Linked DNA regions of Homo sapiens: region 1 is linked to region 2. Evidence: read pairs that join two places in POLR2A ChIA-PET (ENCODE). Cell type or tissue: IMR-90. All regions are shown on one strand. Links, peaks and the distances in the headings refer to the core of each region. The heading gives the core; the rest is flanking DNA.

The links. ChIA-PET counts read pairs that join two places held together with the same protein. Peaks named below come from ENCODE experiments on the same cell type or tissue, not always from the same donor. Only the 100,000 strongest peaks of a DNase experiment are listed, where the experiment ranks them.
Region 1: POLR2A ChIA-PET joins it to region 2 with 15 read pairs; 4 of 35 experiments call an interaction of 5 or more read pairs at or near these places.

The regions. Positions count from the first base shown.
Region 1 is chr5:176,565,674-176,573,333 of GRCh38, reverse strand. It overlaps CDHR2 (cadherin related family member 2), which reads right to left. Exons shown (of 32, transcript NM_017675.6): 3 at 7,591-7,660; 4 at 4,517-4,656; 5 at 4,324-4,374; 6 at 2,032-2,121. Among named protein-coding and RNA genes, the nearest start is that of CDHR2, 20 kb to the right of the region's middle. RefSeq lists an enhancer at 6,253-7,218. In IMR-90, for the core only: a CTCF peak has its summit at 3,055 (motif pointing right); no DNase peak of the experiment used is centred there; H3K27me3 peaks cover 868 bases.
Region 2 is chr5:176,432,530-176,443,075 of GRCh38, reverse strand. No RefSeq gene overlaps it. Among named protein-coding and RNA genes, the nearest start is that of FAF2, 11 kb to the left of the region's middle. RefSeq lists an enhancer at 8,168-8,914. In IMR-90, for the core only: no CTCF peak of the experiment used is centred there; DNase peaks (open chromatin) are centred at 3,915 and 6,225; H3K27ac peaks cover 195 bases.

The DNA.
Region 1 (7,660 bases), core at 209-5,208, 130 kb before region 2:
CCACAGAGATCTTTGAAAATCATGAATCAGACCACATAACTCTTCTCCTTCAAATCCCCCAAGAGTCCCCCCATTCTGCCCAGATCACAGTCCAGACTCCTTCGAGCCTGGGCTGCCACTCGCCTCTCTGACCTGACCTCCTCCTCACCCTCCCCCTCCAGCCACACTGGCTGAGCTTGTTCCTGCCTCAGGGCTTTGCACCTGTTGTTCCCCCTGCCTGGAGCACCCCTTCCTGGAGCATCCCCTGCCAGCTCCTTCTTGCCATTCAGGTCTCTCTGTTCAGATGCCCTCAACTCAGAGAGGCCTTTCCTGACCCTTCAACCTAAAGCAGTGCCCGCTGCAGTCACTTCCTTGACTTTGCCTTGTCTCGTGCTCATTGTGGGGCTCACCGCCATCTGAAATCCATTCTGCTTATTTTGTTTCATTGGTTCCTGTCTGTGGCCTTCCCTAGAAGGTGAGCTGCTGAGAGTAGCAACCAGGTCTGTCTTGCTCCCCAGGTAACCTTAGCACCTAGACAGTGCCGGGTGCTGAGGCATTGCATCAGAGCCTCTCACATGGCTGTCCAGACCACACGTGTCTGGCCTGGCATGGGGCCCCCCACCTGGAAGGTCTTTGCAGGCACATGGCAACGGAAGTTCAGGAGTGGTGGTATTTGCTGCCCAGTGACCATCAGGGAATCTCCTTTCCACCCATGTAGCTTAAGTGGAACTGTCCCCACTCCTCCCCCTTGCTGCGGGGAAGGCCCACGATGCAGACCCAACCCATGAGAGCCTTCCATACCCCTAAATTAGCTCAAGGATAGCACATGACCTAAAATGAGCCAATGAAAGTCAGCCCTGGGCTTTGGGCTGGAAAGATTGAGAAAGAGACGGTCTCCTCAATGTGAGCCTGTACTTTTTAATTTTTTAATTTTTTTATTATTTATTTATTTATTTATTTATTTTTGAGATGGAGTTTTGTTCTTGTTGCCCAGGCTGGAGTGCAATGGTGCAATCTCGGCTCACTGCAACCTCTGCCTCCCAGGTTCAAGCAATTCTCCTGCCTCAGCCTCCTGAGTAGCTGGGATTACAGGCATGTGCCACCACACTCGGCTAATTTTTTTTTTTTTTTTCAGTAGAGACGGGGTTTCTCCATGTTGGTCAGGCTGGTCTCCAACTCCCGACCTCAGGTGATCCGCCCACCTCAGCCTCCCAAAGTGCTGGTATTACAGGAGTGAGCCACGGCACCCGGCGAGCCTGTACTTTTATCACCACATGAGAGACTTGCCTCTCTTCCCCCAGGATGGAGGCAATAAGAGAAGCAGAGCTGAGAGGAGGAGAGAAACTCAAATCATATCTTGATGTGATTTGAGTACCTGGATCCAGCCATGCCTGAAGATATGATTTCAAATCAAATTTCACGATATGATTTGGCTCAAATCAAATCAAGATATGATTTGAGTACCTGGATCTAGCCATGCCTGAAGTCTGAGGTACCTCTAAATTTTTTAGATACACGAGGCTGGGCGCAGTGGCTCACGCCTGTAATCCCAGCACTTTGGGAGGCCGAGGCGTGCGGATCACGAGGTCAGGAAATCGAGACCATCCTGGCTAACACGGTGAAACCCCGTCTCTACTAAAAATGCAAAAAATTAGGCGGGCGAGGTGGCGGGCGCCTGTAGTCCCAGCTACTTGGGAGGCTGAGGCAGGAGAATGGTGTGAACCCAGGAGGCGGAGCTTGCAGTGAGCCGAGATCGTGCCACTGCACTCCAGCCTGGGCAACAGAGTGAGACTCCGTCTACACAAAAAAAATCAACTCCCTTTTTTTTTTTTGCTTTCATCACTGAAAGAATTCCTAACCTGACTGATTGCAAAATATTGCTGTAACCAGTTTGTGGGGTTACATCCCCCTGGCTTTGGTTCTTGAAGCTGCCCCTGCTAGGAGAGGTTTTTCCCAACTCTGAATGCCCCACTGACTGTCTCTGGCTCTTCCTACTCTGAGAAGCACTTTGGGATGCCCCCTGCCCCACAACCACATTAAGGCAGGTGTCACCTCGTTGATGCTGGTGGAGAAAGCGGTGTTCTGGAAAACGGGTGCGTTGTCGTTTCTATCTTCCACAATCACCAGCATCTCCCTCTGCACCTGCAAGTGAGAAAGCCCAGGGGACCCCAGAAAATAGGATTTAAAACACCAGAAAAGTTGCAAGTATCGTACAAAGAGCTGGTGTCCTTCATCCAGATCAACCTACTGTTTGGTCTCTCTTTCTCTCCATATGTTTTTGGGGGCTTTTTTTTTTTTTTTTTTTTTTTTTTTTTTTGTAGAGACCAGGTTCTCTCCATATGTTGTTTTCTGAACCATTTGAAAGTAAGTTGCAGGCATCATTAGTTAATTTTTTTTTTTTTTTAGACAGAGTTTCATTCTTGTTACCCAGGCTGGAGTACAATGGCGTGATCTCATCTCAATGCAACCTCCGCCTCCCAGGTTCAAGCAATTCTCCTGCCTCAGCCTCCTGAGTAGCTGGGATTACAGACATGCACCACCACACCCAGTTAGTTTTTGGTATTTAGTAAAGATGGGGTTTTACCATGTTGGTCAGGCTGCTCTTGAACTCCCGACCTCAGGTGATCTGCCCGCCTTGGCGTCCCAAAGTGCTGGGATTACAGGCGTGCACCACCACGCCAGCAGTTAATTTTTTAAATATAAAATATGCCAGCCAGCCAGGCGCAGTGGCTCATGCCTGTGTACTTTGGGAGGCCAAGATGGGAGGATCGCTTGAGCCCAGGAGTTCAAGACCAGCCTGGGCAATATGGTGAGACTCTGTCTCTACAAAAAATTTTAAAATTAGCTGAGTATGGTTGGTGAGCGCCTGTAGTCCCAGCTACGCTGGAGGCTGAGTTAAGAGGATTGCTTGAGTCCAGGAGGTGGAGGCTGATGTGAGCTGTGATTGCACCACTGCACTCCAGCCTGGGCAAGAGTAAGATCCTAACTCAAAAAGATAAAATAAAAAGTTGGAAAAAAGTGCCTGTCCTATCACGGGAATGTGCACGTTCGCTTTGTTTGCCATAGTATAAAGCTGTGAACAACTATGTGGACACCAGAGGGAACCAGCTTAAGGGCAGTTCCCACCATAGATATAGACGTTACAAAAATTGGGGATTTGTAAGACCCAGAGAGAGCTCTAAGCTCAATCGCTGAGTGGGCAAGGCAGCTTTCAAGACAATATAGACAGCTGGATTCCACTGGGTTTCAAAAAATGCACCAAGAAGTACATGGAGGCATGTACCTCAGCGCTGAGAAGTGTCAAAGCATACAGTAACGGTCAACACTTCAGTGGGAGTGAGCTGGAAAGGATTTTCCAAGGGGACTTTCGTTTTATCTGTAATTTTTTTTTTTTTGAGACGGAGTCTCGTGCTATCACTCAGGCTGGAGTGAGGTGGTGCAATCTCGGCTCAATACAACCTCCACCTCCCGGGTTCAAGCGATTCTTGTGCCTCAGCCTCCTGAGTAGTTGGAATTACAAGCGTGTACCACCATGCCCAGCTAATTTTTGTATTTTTAGTAGAGATGGGGGTTTCTCCATGTTGGCCAGGGTGGTCTTGAACCCCTGACCTCAGGTGATCTGCCCACCTCGGCCTCCCAAAGTGGGAAATAAGAGTGTAGTTGCAACATATTCAGCCAAAGCAGTTGAGAGTGATTTTGCCTCTGGAGCCCTGGGGTGGAGAGGTATTTGGCACTTTTCTAATCAATATTTATATACATTAATAATACATTTAGGCCGGGCGTGGTGGCTCACGCCTGTAATCCCAGCACTCTGGGAAGCCGAGGCGGGCGGATCACAAGGTCAGGAGATCAAGACCATCCTGGCTAACACAGTGAAACCCCGTCTCTACTAAAAATACAAAAATTAGCCGGGCGTGGTGGCTGGCGCCTGTAGTCCCAGCTACTCGGGAGGCTGAGGCAGGAGAATGGCGTCAACCCAGGAGGCGGAGCTTGCAGTGAGCCGAGATCGCGCCACTGCACTCCAGCCTGGGCGACAGAGCGAGACTCCGTCTCAAAAAAAAAAAAAACATTTAATTTACAATTAAAATATAACCAATATATTTATATGTAAACAAAAAAGCCCTCATATGATATAAATAATATATTTATGTAATTTAAATAAATTTTAAAAATACTAAAATCTTGGTAATGTCATATGACAAAGAAATGAACTAGTATAATCTCGATATAAATAAACATTAAATTCACTGTTAACTGGGGCACCGTCCGCTTGCCGGAGGTGGGGACACAATCAGGAATGGACTCTCGCAATCCCTGTCTACCCCCCTGCACCTCCCAACTCACCTGGATGTAGGGGTCGCTCACGGAGATGGTGACTTTGAATGTGTAGAGTGTCTGCAGCAGCCAGAGAGAAGGGGCCGGTGGTGAGCCCCCGCTGGGTGGGAGCACAGGGGGTGCCGCCACCAGGACGCGGGCTCCCAGGGCCCTCCCAGCACCCCCTCCGCGTCCCGTGCCCTCTCCGGCTGATGCTCTTTACCTCGTAGTCCAGAGCGCTGGCCAGCTTCACTTCCCCAGTTTTCGGAGTGACAGCGAAGAAGTAGGCATTGGGGCCGCTCATCCCATAGGTCAGAGGGTCATTGTCCTGGTCTTCCGCTACCAACCAGAAGGCCTGGGCACCTGGGGATGGGACAGGGGCCACCCAGGGTCCACAGCCACCCTTTCAGTGCTGGTCTGGCCAAGCTGGCTGTGAGGCTGGGCTGGGCGCCTGGCTGCCCTGTACACAGGCTTGACTTGCCATCTGGGACCTCCCCAACCATCAGCCAAGTCAGCAGCATCCTGATTTCCCTTGTGCCCACTGACTCGATGGGCACTGGACACAGTGCAGGGGGCGGGGGCTGTACCCAGGCATCTACCCCTCCCCTTGCCAAGCCTGTGGCCCTGCCCTCTCCAGAATACCGAGTTTCCGTGACACAAGACTAGACGTGGCTGGTGTGAACCTTTCCAGCTGCAGCATCTGGGTGCAGACTAGAGCTTTGGAGAGCCTTCCAGGACACCCCCTTTCTGCTCAAGTGAGCCAAAGCTGTGTCCAGTCTGCTGCTGGCCTCCTGAGAGCCCTAACTCTTGTACTGCATGCCTGGGCACAGCAGCAGGCTGGTCGCCCACTCCCTAGCCTGAAAGGAACTTTTTACAGATTCATCAAACCCACCCTATCCCTGAGCCCCCACCTCCTTTACCCATCCAGCCTCTGCTCCGACACCTCCACTGGCCCCGATATTCATTAGCAAGGACTTTCTTCTTTTCATGAAGATGCGTTTCCCTGGAGCTCCGCCACAGGGCTCTGAGGGCTTCAGCCACTGGCATGGGAGCCTACGTCCCCTGATACTTTCGTGGCCCACAAGAAAGTTGCATTTCTTTTAAAAGCAGAAGGCCAGGTATGGTGGTTTACATCTGTAATCCCCGCACTCCGGGAGGCTGAGATGGGGGATGGCTTGAGCCTAGGAATTTGAGAGCTGCCTAGGCACATAGCGAGACCCCCATCTATACAAAAAAATTTAAAAATTAGGCCAGGCGAGGTGGCTCATGCCTGTAATCCCAGCACTTTGAGAGGTGGAGGTGGGCGGATCACTTGAGATCAGGAGCTCGAAACCAGCTTGGCCGACATGGTGAAACCCCGTCTCTACTAAAAATACAAAAAATTAACCAGGCCTGGTGGCACGTGCCTATAATCCCAGCTACTGGGGAGGCTGAGGCAGGAGAATTGCTTGAACCCGGGAGGTGAAGGTTGCAGTGAGCTGAGATCGCACCACTGCACTCCAGCCTGGGTGACAGAGCGAGACTCCATCTCAAAAATAAATAAATATAAAAATAAAAAATTAGCCAGGTGTAGTGGTGCACAGTGGCTCATGCCTGTAATCCCAGCACTTTGGGAAGCCGAGATGGGAGAACTGCTTGAGCCCAGGAGTTTGAGACCAGCCTCAGCAATGTAGCAAAACCCTGTCTCTACTTTAAAAAATAAAATATTAGCTAGGCATGGTGGCACATGCCTGTAGTCCCAGCCACCTGGGAGGCTGAGGTGGGAGGATCAGTTGAGCCCAGGAGGTCGAGGCTGAAGTGAGCATGATCGCACCACTACACTCCAGCCTGGGGGACAGAGCCAGACCCTGTCTCAAAAAAAAAAAAAAGTCCTGTGCACTCCTCCCTCTCCAGCCTCCATGGGATAGACATGAGAATAGCACTTGCCTTTAGGGAGCAGAGATTGACTAGAACTGGACACAGGGAACTTTCTGGGGTGATGGAAATACTTTCTCTTGATCAGGGGATTGCTTGCACAGGTTTTGTATTTGTCAATACCCCTTGGTGTCTCTTGTTTCATCTGGCAGCTTTCGACATTCCTGGATTCCATTTTGCACTGCAACAAAGGCTGTGGCTTGTCCCCCAATATCCACTTGTCCCCCTTTTCTGAGAACAATGGAGCCCCAGATTTTGAGCTAGGCACACGGCCAACCAGAATGAAGGCCACATTTGCCAGGTTCCCTTGCAGCTAGGCGTGGGTCTGTGGCTTAGTTTTGGCCAAAGAGACAAAAGCAGAAGCAATGTGTGTAAAATCCAGAAAGGAAGAAGCCCTCTTGTCCCCTTCCTCCTTCTGTGACTGGAATGGTTTCTCGTCTGAGCCATCCTGGCCCATGTGGGTGGGACCTGTGCCTTAGGGAAGTCGGGCCACTGAGCGGGAAGAAGGCTGCGTGACCCCCGCCCCCTCAAGCCCTGCAGGGAGGGCAGCCTGATGGGACATGCCCCCACAGCTCCGTCCGGGCTCCTGGGCGGCCACGAGGGGCGGTAATTCACCTCCGCCTTGTTTGCATCTCTGTTATTTGGGGTCCCAACCAACCCGGCCACCTATGGTTTCTACTTCCCCGATCTATATCCTGCCTTCTGGGAATGTGGTATCTAGGCCCCCTGGCTCCTTCCAAAATAATGTTTCCCAAACTTCATTCGTTCCTGCACCGCTGCCATGACCTTTGCTGTGACTTTTGCCGTGACCATTGCTATGTCTGTGTTCTGTTCCTGGTGCTCATTCCTTAAATTGACTTTCCATCTCATGTAAAGACATTTACTTTAAAAGCAAACTTTACATCTCAAAACCCATCTCACCTGCCATAGACAGAAAGTAACTTTACAAATAAAAACAAAGCAAAGTGAGTCATTAGCTTCTGTGAAAGGGTCTGAGCCTGACACCTGCTCTCCCTTTAAAAAAAAAAAAAGCCAGCGTGGGAGTGGGAGAGATTAGCCAGTGTGAGGAAGGAGGAGGAAGCGTGGCCCAAGGGGATCCTCCAGTCAGAGACTGAAAGCGATGGGCAATGGGGGAGGCCGGATGATTTGGCGCTGGTGTGAGGGCCCCTGGAGGTGCGTCTCACACCTTTGAGGACACTGCTCTTGACCCAGAAGCTGAAGAGAAGAAAACAAACTTCTGGAATCAAAGGAGCTCCCTTCAGTCCCTCTTTGTCCCACAATAAGCCATGGAGTTGCAGGCATGGTGGGGGCTCCAGAGGGCACCCCAGGACTTTCCTGTGGGTCAGGACCTGACATGGGGCAGACACAGGGACCGGGACTCACCCACAGGCAGGTCCTCAGGCAGGATCACTGACGTCATGTTGGCTAGGAACTTCGGGGCCACGTTGGCTGC
Region 2 (10,546 bases), core at 3,824-8,823:
TTCCATAGTGTATATGTTCCACATTTTCTTTATTCAATCATTGATGGGCATCCACGTCTTTGCTATTATAAATAGTGCTGCAATGAACATACGTGTGCATATGTCTTTATAGCAGAATGATTTATATTCCTTTGGGTATACACCCAGTAATGGGATTGCTCACAGCAGGCTAATTCTTGTACTTTTTGTAGAGATGGGGTTTCACCATGTTGCCCAGGCTGGTCTCACACTCCAGAACTCAAGCGATCTTTGTGCCTCAGCCTTTGAAGTAGCTTGGTCTAACAGGTCTGCACCACCAAACCCAGTTTATATTTTAATCCAAAGTGGATTTAAAAATTCCACCCAGGGTAAGAGGATTGCTTAAGCCCAGAAGACCAGCCTTGGCAACACAGTGAGACCTCTGTGTCTATAAAAAATAATAAGCAAAGTAAATCAGAGGCTGAGCTTGCAGTGAGCCAAGATCGCGCCACTGCACTCCAGCCTGGGCAACAGAGCGAGACTCTAAAAAAAAAAAAATCTGTTTGTAAAAAATTGCGTGATTTGTGAACTGTGAACAAGTTTAAATAACACCTGAGCTGGCAGAATGGGAAAGGGAGGAAAAGCAACAGACCTACTTACAGATGGTTTAAATAACCCATTTGCATTTAAATTGTCCCTACAATCTTAGCCTCTGCCTGGTTGGGAGGGCATGTTTCCCAGGAGACAGTGTAGTTTCCATTGAACTGCTTGCTGCGATGACCACCTGGACACTTTGGACACCTCATGCCGTAAACCTGCGAGTGGAGGAGTTGTCAGACCAGCAGGGTAATCCCCCTGTTTACAATGAGGGGCCAGGGTTGCTGTTATACACCACAGAGTCAGGAGTGTGTCTGGAGCTCAGGGGACTTACTGGGACATCTTTTGTCACTTCCACACCCAGTGATAACGGAAAACAAGCAATTGCCACAACCACAGCCTGACAAGGGAAGGTAATTAAAGGCTGAGACCCTTCCAAAATAAAAGTCTGGATTGCCCAGGCTGGAAAAGCATCAGGCCAACCAAAGTACTAGCCAAGGGTGAGGGAAATGCCGAATGAGTAATGGAGGAAGGAGATGACGATTATCACTTACAGCCTTGGGACCAGTTGCAGCTGCAGAGAGCTTAGTTTGTTTCACCAGCTAGCTCACCTTAAGTCTTTGTAGATTGTTGCTGGCTACTAAATGAAAAGGGATTTTTATGAATGTTTGGACTCCTACCGTCCCTCTTGGAAGGAATGAGGGCATTTTGTTCCTACAGTCGTGGAGAACTGTAGGACTGGATATAACGGGAGGGAGTGAGCAGTGCAAGGGAGGGACTGCATCCAACATCTCTTACATTTCACCTGAGATCTTTGCAGTCTTACCTATCTCCAAGGCCCTTGGTCACTTGTTGCACCCCCAGCCACTTCTGTGCTGATCAGTTCTACTTGGATGGATTCTGTCTGGCCACCTCCGTGGTGACCAGCTTGCACAGACCCAGTGCAACAGCATGTCACTTGCATGTGCACTACAGGCTTTGACTCCCGCCCTGGAGCTTTTCTATTGCTACTGGAGCAGGAGACACCATGGACCAGCGCAGCGCCTACCCACATGTGACCCAGAAGTGCAGGGGAAGTAATGGCCCGTGGGGCAAATTTTTGGCCATTAAGAGATGGGAGTGTGAACCCTGAAAGAGCCAGTCCTTCAAGATGGATCCTGAGTGGCTAAGTGGGCCTGAATTCAAAATACAGCCAAGCGGCCATTCACTGACTCTAGGTCACCCACGTATCCTGCATTCCCAGGAACCCACATGCTCATGTAATGTTGGGACTTTCATAGCTGTCTGTTCTTGTTCATCCTGCCAGAAATAACGACTGTTGGAAAATCCCATTTCGCCTCCTGAACTACTATTGTTTGAATATGGTTTGTTTGGCTCCGCCAAGTCTCATGTTGAAGTTTGATCCCCTATGTTGGAGGTGGGGCCATGTGGGAGGTGCTTGGGTGATAGGGGTGGATCCCTCATTAATAACTTGATGCTGTTCTTGTGGGAGGGAGGCAGGTCTCACTCTTAGCTCTCAAGATAACTGATTGTTGAAAAGAGCATGGCACCTCCTCCCCTCTCTCTTGCCTCTTCTCTCTCCATGTTATCTGCACAAGCCTGTTCCCCTTCACCTTTTGTCATAAGTGGAAACTTCCTGAGGCCCTCATCAGAGGCAGATGCTGGTGCCATGCTTCTTGTACAGCCTGCAGAACCGTGAGCCTAATAACCCTCTGTTCTTTATAAATTATGCAGTCTTGGGCATTCCTTTAGAGCAACACAAACAGACCAAGACACAGACCTAATCAGTAGACTATGACCTGTATCGACAAATCAGAATACAACAAGCATCAGTCAAAGATTGCATCCCTCGTTTGCATAAGTGGACCATAGTGAGAACATGGGCAGAGCTTTCTTTGTAAAAGACAACCCCTCTCTTTGTTCTCTCAGAAGGCACCTTTGTTTTCACTGAAGGATGCATCTCTCTGGTTTGCAAACTGTTCACTGGAATGAAGTCTCTCTTTTTTAAAAAAGACAATCCTTGGCCGGGCGTGGTGGCTCACGCCTGTAATCCCAGCACTTTGGCAGGCCGAGGCGGGCAGATCACCCGAGGTCAGGAGTTTGAGACCAGTCTGGCCAACATGATGAAACTCCATCTCTAATAAAAACACAAAAATCAGCCGGATGTGGTGGTGGGTGCCTGTAGTCCCAAATACTCGGGAGGCTGAGGCAGGAGAATCGCTTGAACGCAGGAGGTGGAGGTTGCAGTGAGCCAAGATCACGCCACTGCACTCCAGCCTGGGCAACAGAGAGAGATTCCGTTTCAAAAAAAAAAAGACAATCTTTGTCAGTGGAATTTATATATTTATTTATTTATTTTAGATAGTATCTCAGCTGGGCACAGTGGCTCATGCCTATAATCCCAACACTTTGGGAGGCTGAGGAGGGTGGATTCCTTGAGGCTGGGAGTTCAAGACCAGCCTGGGCAACATGGTGAAACCTCCTCTCTACAAAAAATACAAACATTAGCTGGGCACAGTGGCACATGCTGATAGTCCTGGGGCAGGAAAATAGGGTCTGGAGGCAGGGAACATAAGGCCGATTTACACTTCAGCTATAACAGGAAATATCCTCTCCATAGGGCATATGTTGTAAATAACTTTGTAACTTTACTTCATTCTCTCCATTTTCATAGGGTGTACCCGAAGTAACCAATGGAATCCTCTAGGGGATAGTTAAACTCCCAAAAATTCTGTAATGGGGTCCTTGAGCCTCTGTACTTGGGCCTGCTCCCACACTGTGGAGTGTACTTTCATTTTCAGTAAATCCCTTCATTCTTTCCTTGTTTCTTTGTGTATTTTGTCCAATTCTTTGTTCAAGATGCCAAAAACCTGGAACTCCTCCACCATTAACAGTCTCAGCTACTCAGGAGGCCAAGGCAGGAGGATTCGCTTGAGCCCCAGAGGTCAAGGCTGCAGTGAGCCGTGATTGCGCCACTGCACTCCAGCCTGGGTGACAGGAATAAAACTCTGTCTCACAGAAAAAAAAAAAAAAAGAGAGAGAGAGAGGGTCTCATTCTGTCTCTTAGGCTGGAGTGCATGGTGTGATCACGGCTTACTGTAGTCCTGACCTCAGGGACTCAAGCAGTCCTCCCACTTCAGCCTCCCAAATAGTTGGGACCACAGGTGTGTGCCACCATGCCCTCTTAATTTTTTTTATTTGTATTTTGTATACAGGCAGGGTCTCCCTAAGTTGCCGGTGTTGGTCTTAAACTCGTGGGCTCAAGTAATCCTCCGACCTCAGCTTCACAAGTAGCTGAGACCACAGGCAAATACCACCATGCCTGACTCATTTATTTGAGTTGATTTGTTGACAGGAGCCACCGGATAACATCTTGTCATCTCCTGCTGTGTGGTGAGCTGTCTCGTGTTGCAGTCGTTCATGTTGGCTCTCTGGGAATAGACCATGGGATTGACCAACACACTTAGCACCAAGCAGTAGGCAGCCCCTCGAATTAGCCCTCTCGTTTTCCTTGCCTCACTTTCCTGTTCCCTCAGGCCTGATTCCCTGAAATCACTCTCCCCAGTAAAGTATAAGCATGTGAGCTTTCAGTCAGGCTATATTCTCTACGATATTAAATATCAAATTAGTGACCCAACCACAGAGAAAATAAGGAATTTTTTTTTTTTGAATGGAGTCTCACTCATTCTGTCACCCAGGCTAGAGTGCAGTGGCATGATCTCAGCTCACTGAAATCTGCCTCCTGAGTTCAAGAGATTCTCCTGCCTCAGCCTCCCAAGTAGCTGGGATTACAGGTGCGCACCACCACCATGCCTGGCTAATTTTTGTATTTTTAGTAGAGACAGGATTTCACCATGTTGGCCAGGCTGGTTTCGAACTCCTGACCTCAGGTGATCCGCCTGCCTCAGCCTTTCCAAGTGCCAAAGTACTGGGATTACAAGCGTGAGCCACCGAGCCCAGCCAAAAATAACAAATTCAAGTGAACTTAAAACACAGTAATGTGGCCGGGCGCGGTGGCTCACGGCTGTAACCCCAGCACTTTGGGAGGCCAAGGCAGGCAAATCACCTGAGGTCAGGAGTTTGAGACCAGCCTGGCCAACATGGTGACACCCCGTCTCTACTAAAATGAGAAAATTAGCCAGGTGTGGTGGCACATGCCTGTAATCCCAGCTACTCGGGAGGCTGAGGCAAGAGAATTACTTGAACCCGGGAAGCGGAGGTTGCAGTGAGCCAAGATTGCGCCATTGCACTCCAGCCTGCGCAACAGAATGAGACTCCATCTCAAAAAATAAAAAACAAAAACAAAAAGCCATACGGTAATGTCTATGTATTCCTTTTTTTTTTGAGACGGAGTCTCGTGCTGTCACCCAGGCTGGAGTGCAATGGTGTGATCTTGGCTCACTGCAACCTCCGTCTCCCAGGTTCAAGCGATTCTCCCACCTCAGCCTCCCGAGTAGCTGGGATTACAGGCGCCTGTCATCATGCCCAGCTAACTTTAGTATTTTTGTAGGGACAGGGTTTCACCATGTTGGCCAGGCTGGTCTTGAACTCTTGACTTCAGGTGATCTGCCTGCCTCGGCCTCTCAAAGTGCTGGGGTTACAGGCATGAGGCACCACGTCTGACCTATATACTCCTTATAGGTTATATCCTGAGAACAAAAAGAAAAGCAAAGAAATCTGAAATGGTTTTAAATAATCCTAGTGTCAGTAATAATATTGATATTGTGATTTTATTTATTTTTGTTTTGTTTTGTTTTTTGTTTCTTTTTTGAGACAGGGTCTTGCTCTGTTGCCCAGGCTGGAGTGCAATGGTGTGATCTCAGCTTACTGCAACCTCCACCTCCCGGGTTCAAGTGATTCTCCCACCTCAGCCTCCCAGGTAGCTAGGACTACAGGCGCACGCCACCATGCCCGGCTAGTTTTTAGTAGAGACAGCGTTTCACCATGTTGGCCAGGCTGGTCTCGAACTCCTGACCTCAAGTGATCTGCCTGCCTCAGCCTCCCAGAGTGCTGGGATTTACAGGCGTGAGCCACTGCGCCCAGCCTGATATTGCTACACACACACACACACACACACACACACACACACACACACACACACACAGGCATGCACTTAAATATATACTCCCAGTGGGTCCTGAAACCACGAATAGTACCAAATCTGAATGCTGTCACTTGAAGCTTGTTTCTGTTCATCTCTCCCACCCACAAATGTAATGCCTTTTCCATCTGAACTAAGCACTTAACACATACTGCGGTGTAACTTTTGCAGTTTGGGGTGTGACAGCAAAACTGGCACAAATTTCGTTTTCCTTCTTGACAGTTTCATGGATAGATTTGTTTCTATCATAGATCTTAGCAACCTCAGCATACAATTTTTTTCTTTCCTTATTAAATCAAGAACGTTCACCTTTACACTTAAAGAAAGGAATGTATGGCTTCTCTTTGGCGTATCTGAGCTGCCAGCATCACTACTCTAAGCTTTGAGACCAATATTAAGTAAAATAAGGGGAACCTGAACAAAAGCACTGAGAACCGCAACAATTGATCTGTTAACTGCAGAGTTATCAGATCAACTGCAAAGTGACTGATGGGTGGGGAGTGTATACAGCATGGAGACGCTGGACAAAGGGGCGACTCACATCCCATACAGGATGGAACGGGAGGATGCAAGATTTCATCACGCTCCTCAATTCAAAACTTATGAATTGTTTATTTCTGGAATTTTCCATTTAATATTTTCAGACTGTGGTTGACCACAAGTAACTGTAACCATGGAAAGTGAAACCAAGAATTATAAGGGACTACTGTGTATATATGGAGACAGCAAAAAAGAGTAAATATGTTATGCATTGGAACCAAGATTTTTGGTGAAAGAAAAAATACATAGATCTAAAATCAAAGAGATTAAGTAAAAACATTATTTTAAATTTAAATTAGAAATTTCAGTAAGAGGCCAGGCGCCGTGGCTCAAGCCTGTAATCCCAGCACTCTGGGAGGCTGAGGTGGGCAAATCACGAGGTCAGGAGATGGAGACCATCCTGGCTAACACGGTGAAACCCCATCTGTACTAAAAATACAAAAAATTAGCTGGGCGAGGTGGTGGGTGCCTGTAATCCCAGCTACTCGGGAGGCTAAGGCACGAGAATGGCGTGAACCTGGGAGGCGGAGCTTGCAGTGAGCCGAGATCGCGCCACTGCACTCCAGCCTGGGCGACAGAGCAAGACTCTGTCTCAAAAAAAAAAAAAAAAAAAGAAATATCAGTAAGACAGTAAGACTACAGTGCGTTTTCTTTTTCAAACAGAAACTGTATTTCCTAGTTTTCTTGACTAAAGAGGTTTATAAGAAATAATCAGGCTAGGTGCAGTGGCTCACGCCTATAATCCCAGCACTTTGAGAGGACAAGGAGGGTGGATCACCTGAGGTCAGGAGTTCGAGACCAGTCTGGCCAACATGGTGAAACCCCGTCTCTACTCAAAAAAATGCAAAAATTAGCTGGGCATGGTGATGTGTGCCTATAATCCCAGCTACTCAGGAGGCTGAGGTGGGAAAATTACCTGAACCTGGGAGGTGGAGGTTGCAATGGGCCGACATCGCACCACTGTACTCCAGCCTGGGCTACTGAGCAAGACCCCGTCTCAAAAAAAAAAAAAAAAAAATTAATGCCTGAGGTGCCCACCTAGTGTTTTCTAAATACCATTTCCCACTCAAAGGTTACAAAACCCTTTGAAGAAATGATTAATTCCAGTCTGGGGCAGGACATGTAGAGGATGAGCCACAAACACCTTGCTGTACCAGAAAGCAATAAAGTTGTTACCTGAAACATCAAAACATCAGAATGTTAATGACATTGGAACAAGTTTGAAGAGGCTTCCACTGGCCAAAGACTGGGAAATTTAAGCATCAAAAAGTATACTGTTAGCTGGGTGTGGTGGCGTGTGCCAGTAGTCCCAGCTACTCAGGAGGCTGAGGTGAGGGAATCACTTGAGCCCAGGAGGCGGAGGCTGCAGTGAGCTAGGATCGCACCACTGCACTCCAACCTGGGCAACAGAGTGGGACCCTGTCTCTAAAATATTAATAATGATAATGATGATGACTATCCTTCTCCACTGAATTGCCTTTGTAACTTTGTTGCAGTGGTCTGTACATGTGTAAGACTTCTAGACTCTATTCTCGTTATTTATCTGTTTATCTTGATGCCAATACCATTCTGTCTTGATTACCGTAGCTATATAGAACATCTTGACGTTGGGCACAGTGGCTCATGCCTGTAATCCCAACACTTCAGGAGGCTGAGGTGGGTAGATCACGAGGTCAGGAGATCGAGACCGTCCTGGCCAAAATGGTCAAACCCCGTCTCTACTAAAAATACAAAAATTAGCTGGGTGTGGTGGTGCGTGCCTGTAGTCCCAGCTACTCGGGAGGCTGAGGCAGGAGAATGGCTTGAACCAGGGAGTTGGAGGTTGCAGTGAGGTGAGATCGCGCCACTGCACTCCAGCCTGGCGATAGAGTGAAACTCCATCTCAAAAACAAAAAACAAAACACAAAAAAACAAAATCTTGAAATCAGGTTGTTAGTTATCCAGCTTTGCTCTTTTCTAAAATTGTTTTGGCTATTTTAGGTCCTTTACATTTCTGAACAAATTTTAGAATCAGTTTGTCAATTTCTTTCTTTTCTTTTTTTTATTATTATTTTTTAATATATATTTTTTATTGATCATTCTTGGGTGTTTCTCACAGAGGGGGATTTGGCAGGGTCATAGGACAATAGTGGAGGGAAGGTCAGCAGATAAACAAGTGAACAAAGGTCTCTGGTTTTCCTAGGCAGAGGACCCTGTGGCCTTCCGCAGTGTTTGTGTCCCTGGGTCCTTGAGATTAGGGAGTGGTGATGACTCTTAACGAGCATGCTGCCTTCAAGCATCTGTTTAACAAAGCACATCTTGCACCGCCCTTAATCCATTTAACCCTGAGTGGACACAGCACATGTTTCAGAGAGCACAGGGTTGGGGGCAAGGTCACAGATCAACAGGATCCCAAGGCAGAAGAATTCTTAGTACAGAACAAAATGAAAAGTCTCCCATGTCTACTTCTTTCTACACAGACACGGCAACCATCCGATCTCCCAATCTTTTCCCCACCTTTCCCCCCTTTCTATTCCACAAAACTACCATTGTCATCATGGCCCGTTCTCAATGAGCTGCTGGGTACACCTCCCAGACGGGGTGGTGGCCGGGCAGAGGGGCTCCTCACTTCCCAGTAGGGGCGGCCGGGCAGAGGCGCCCCTCACCTCCCAGACGGGGCGGCTGGCCGGGTCGGGGGCTGACCCCCCACCTCCCTCCCGGACGGGGCGGCTGGCCGGGCAGAGGGGCTCCTCACTTCCCAGTAGGGGCGGCCGGGCAGAGGCGCCCCTCACCTCCCGGAAGGGGCGGCTGGCCTGGCGGGGGCTGACCCCCACCTCCCTCCCGGACGGGGTGGCTGCCGGGCGGAGACGCTCCTCACTTTCCAGACGGGGTGGCTGCCAGGCGGAGGGGCTCCTCACTTCTCAGATGGGGTGGCTGCCGGGCGGAGGGGCTCCTCACTTCTCAGACAGGGTGGCTGCCGGGCGGAGGGGCTCCTCACTTCTCAGACGGGGTGGTTGCCAGGTAGAGGGTCTCCTCACTTCTCAGACGGGGCGGCCGGGCAGAGACGCTCCTCACCTCCCAGACGGGGTCGCGGCCGGGCAGAGGCGCTCCTCACATCCCAGACTGGGCAGCGGGGCAGAGGCGCTCCCCACTCAGACGATGGGCAGGTCAGGCAGAGATGCTCCTCACTTCCTAGATGGGATGGCGGCCGGGAAGAGGCACTCCTCACTTCCTAGATGGGATGGCGGCCGGGCAGAGATGCTCCTCACTTTCCAGACTGGGCAGCCAGGCAGAGGGGCTCCTCACGTCCCAGACGATGGGGGGCCAGGCAGAGACGCTCCTCACTTCCCAGACGGGGTGGCGGCCGGGCAGAGGCTGCAATCTCGGCACTTTGGGAGGCCAAGGCAGGCGGCTGGGATGTGGAGGTTGTAGCGAGCCGAGATCACGCCACTGCTCTCCAGCCTGGGCACCATTGAGCACTGAGTGAACGAGACTCCGTCTGCAATCCCGGCACCTCGGGAGGCCGAGGCTGGCGGATCACTTGCGGTCAGGAGCTGGAGACCAGCCCGGCCAACACAGCGAAACCCCGTCTCCACCAAAAAAATACGAAAACCAGTCAGGCGTGGCGGTGCGCGCCTGCAATCGCAGGCACTCGGCAGGCTGAGGCAGGAGAATCAGGCAGGGAGGTTGCAGTGAGCCGAGTTGGCAGCAGTACAGTCCAGCTTCGGCTCGGCATCAGAGGGAGACCGTGGAAAGAGGGAGAGTCCAGCTTCGGCTCGGCATCAGAGGGAGACCGTGGAAAGGGGAGAGGGAGAGGGAGAAGGAGAGGGAGAGGGAGAGGGAGAGGGAGAGGGAGAGGGAGAGGAGGGAGGGGGAGGGGGAGGGGGAGGGGGAGGGGGATGGGGAGAGGGAGAGGTCTTTCTTTTATTTTTTAAAGACTGCTGGGAGTTTTATTGCATCTTTTTTTTCCCCCAGGTTCCTTCCAAGAATTTACATCTTATTATTGACTCTTCTAATCCATAAATAAGGTATATCTTTCTATTTACTTAGACCTTATTTAACTTCTCTCAACAACATTTTGTAGTTCTTTCTTTTTTTGAGACGCAGTCTCACTCTGTCGCCCAGGCTGGAGTGCACTCTTGGCTCACTGCAACCTCCACCTCCCGGGTTCAAGCGATTCTCCAGCTGCACCCCATCCAGCACCAGCTAGGACGTACCAAGGGTCCCAGGAGCCTCAGAACATCTCCATCTTCATAGACGTGTGTTTCATAGTTCAGGGGCTGCGAAAGGAAAATAAATCTTGGGGCCCCCAGATCGCTAAGCTAAAGGGAAAAGGTCAAGCTGGGAATTGCTTGGGAGAAACTTGCTTCC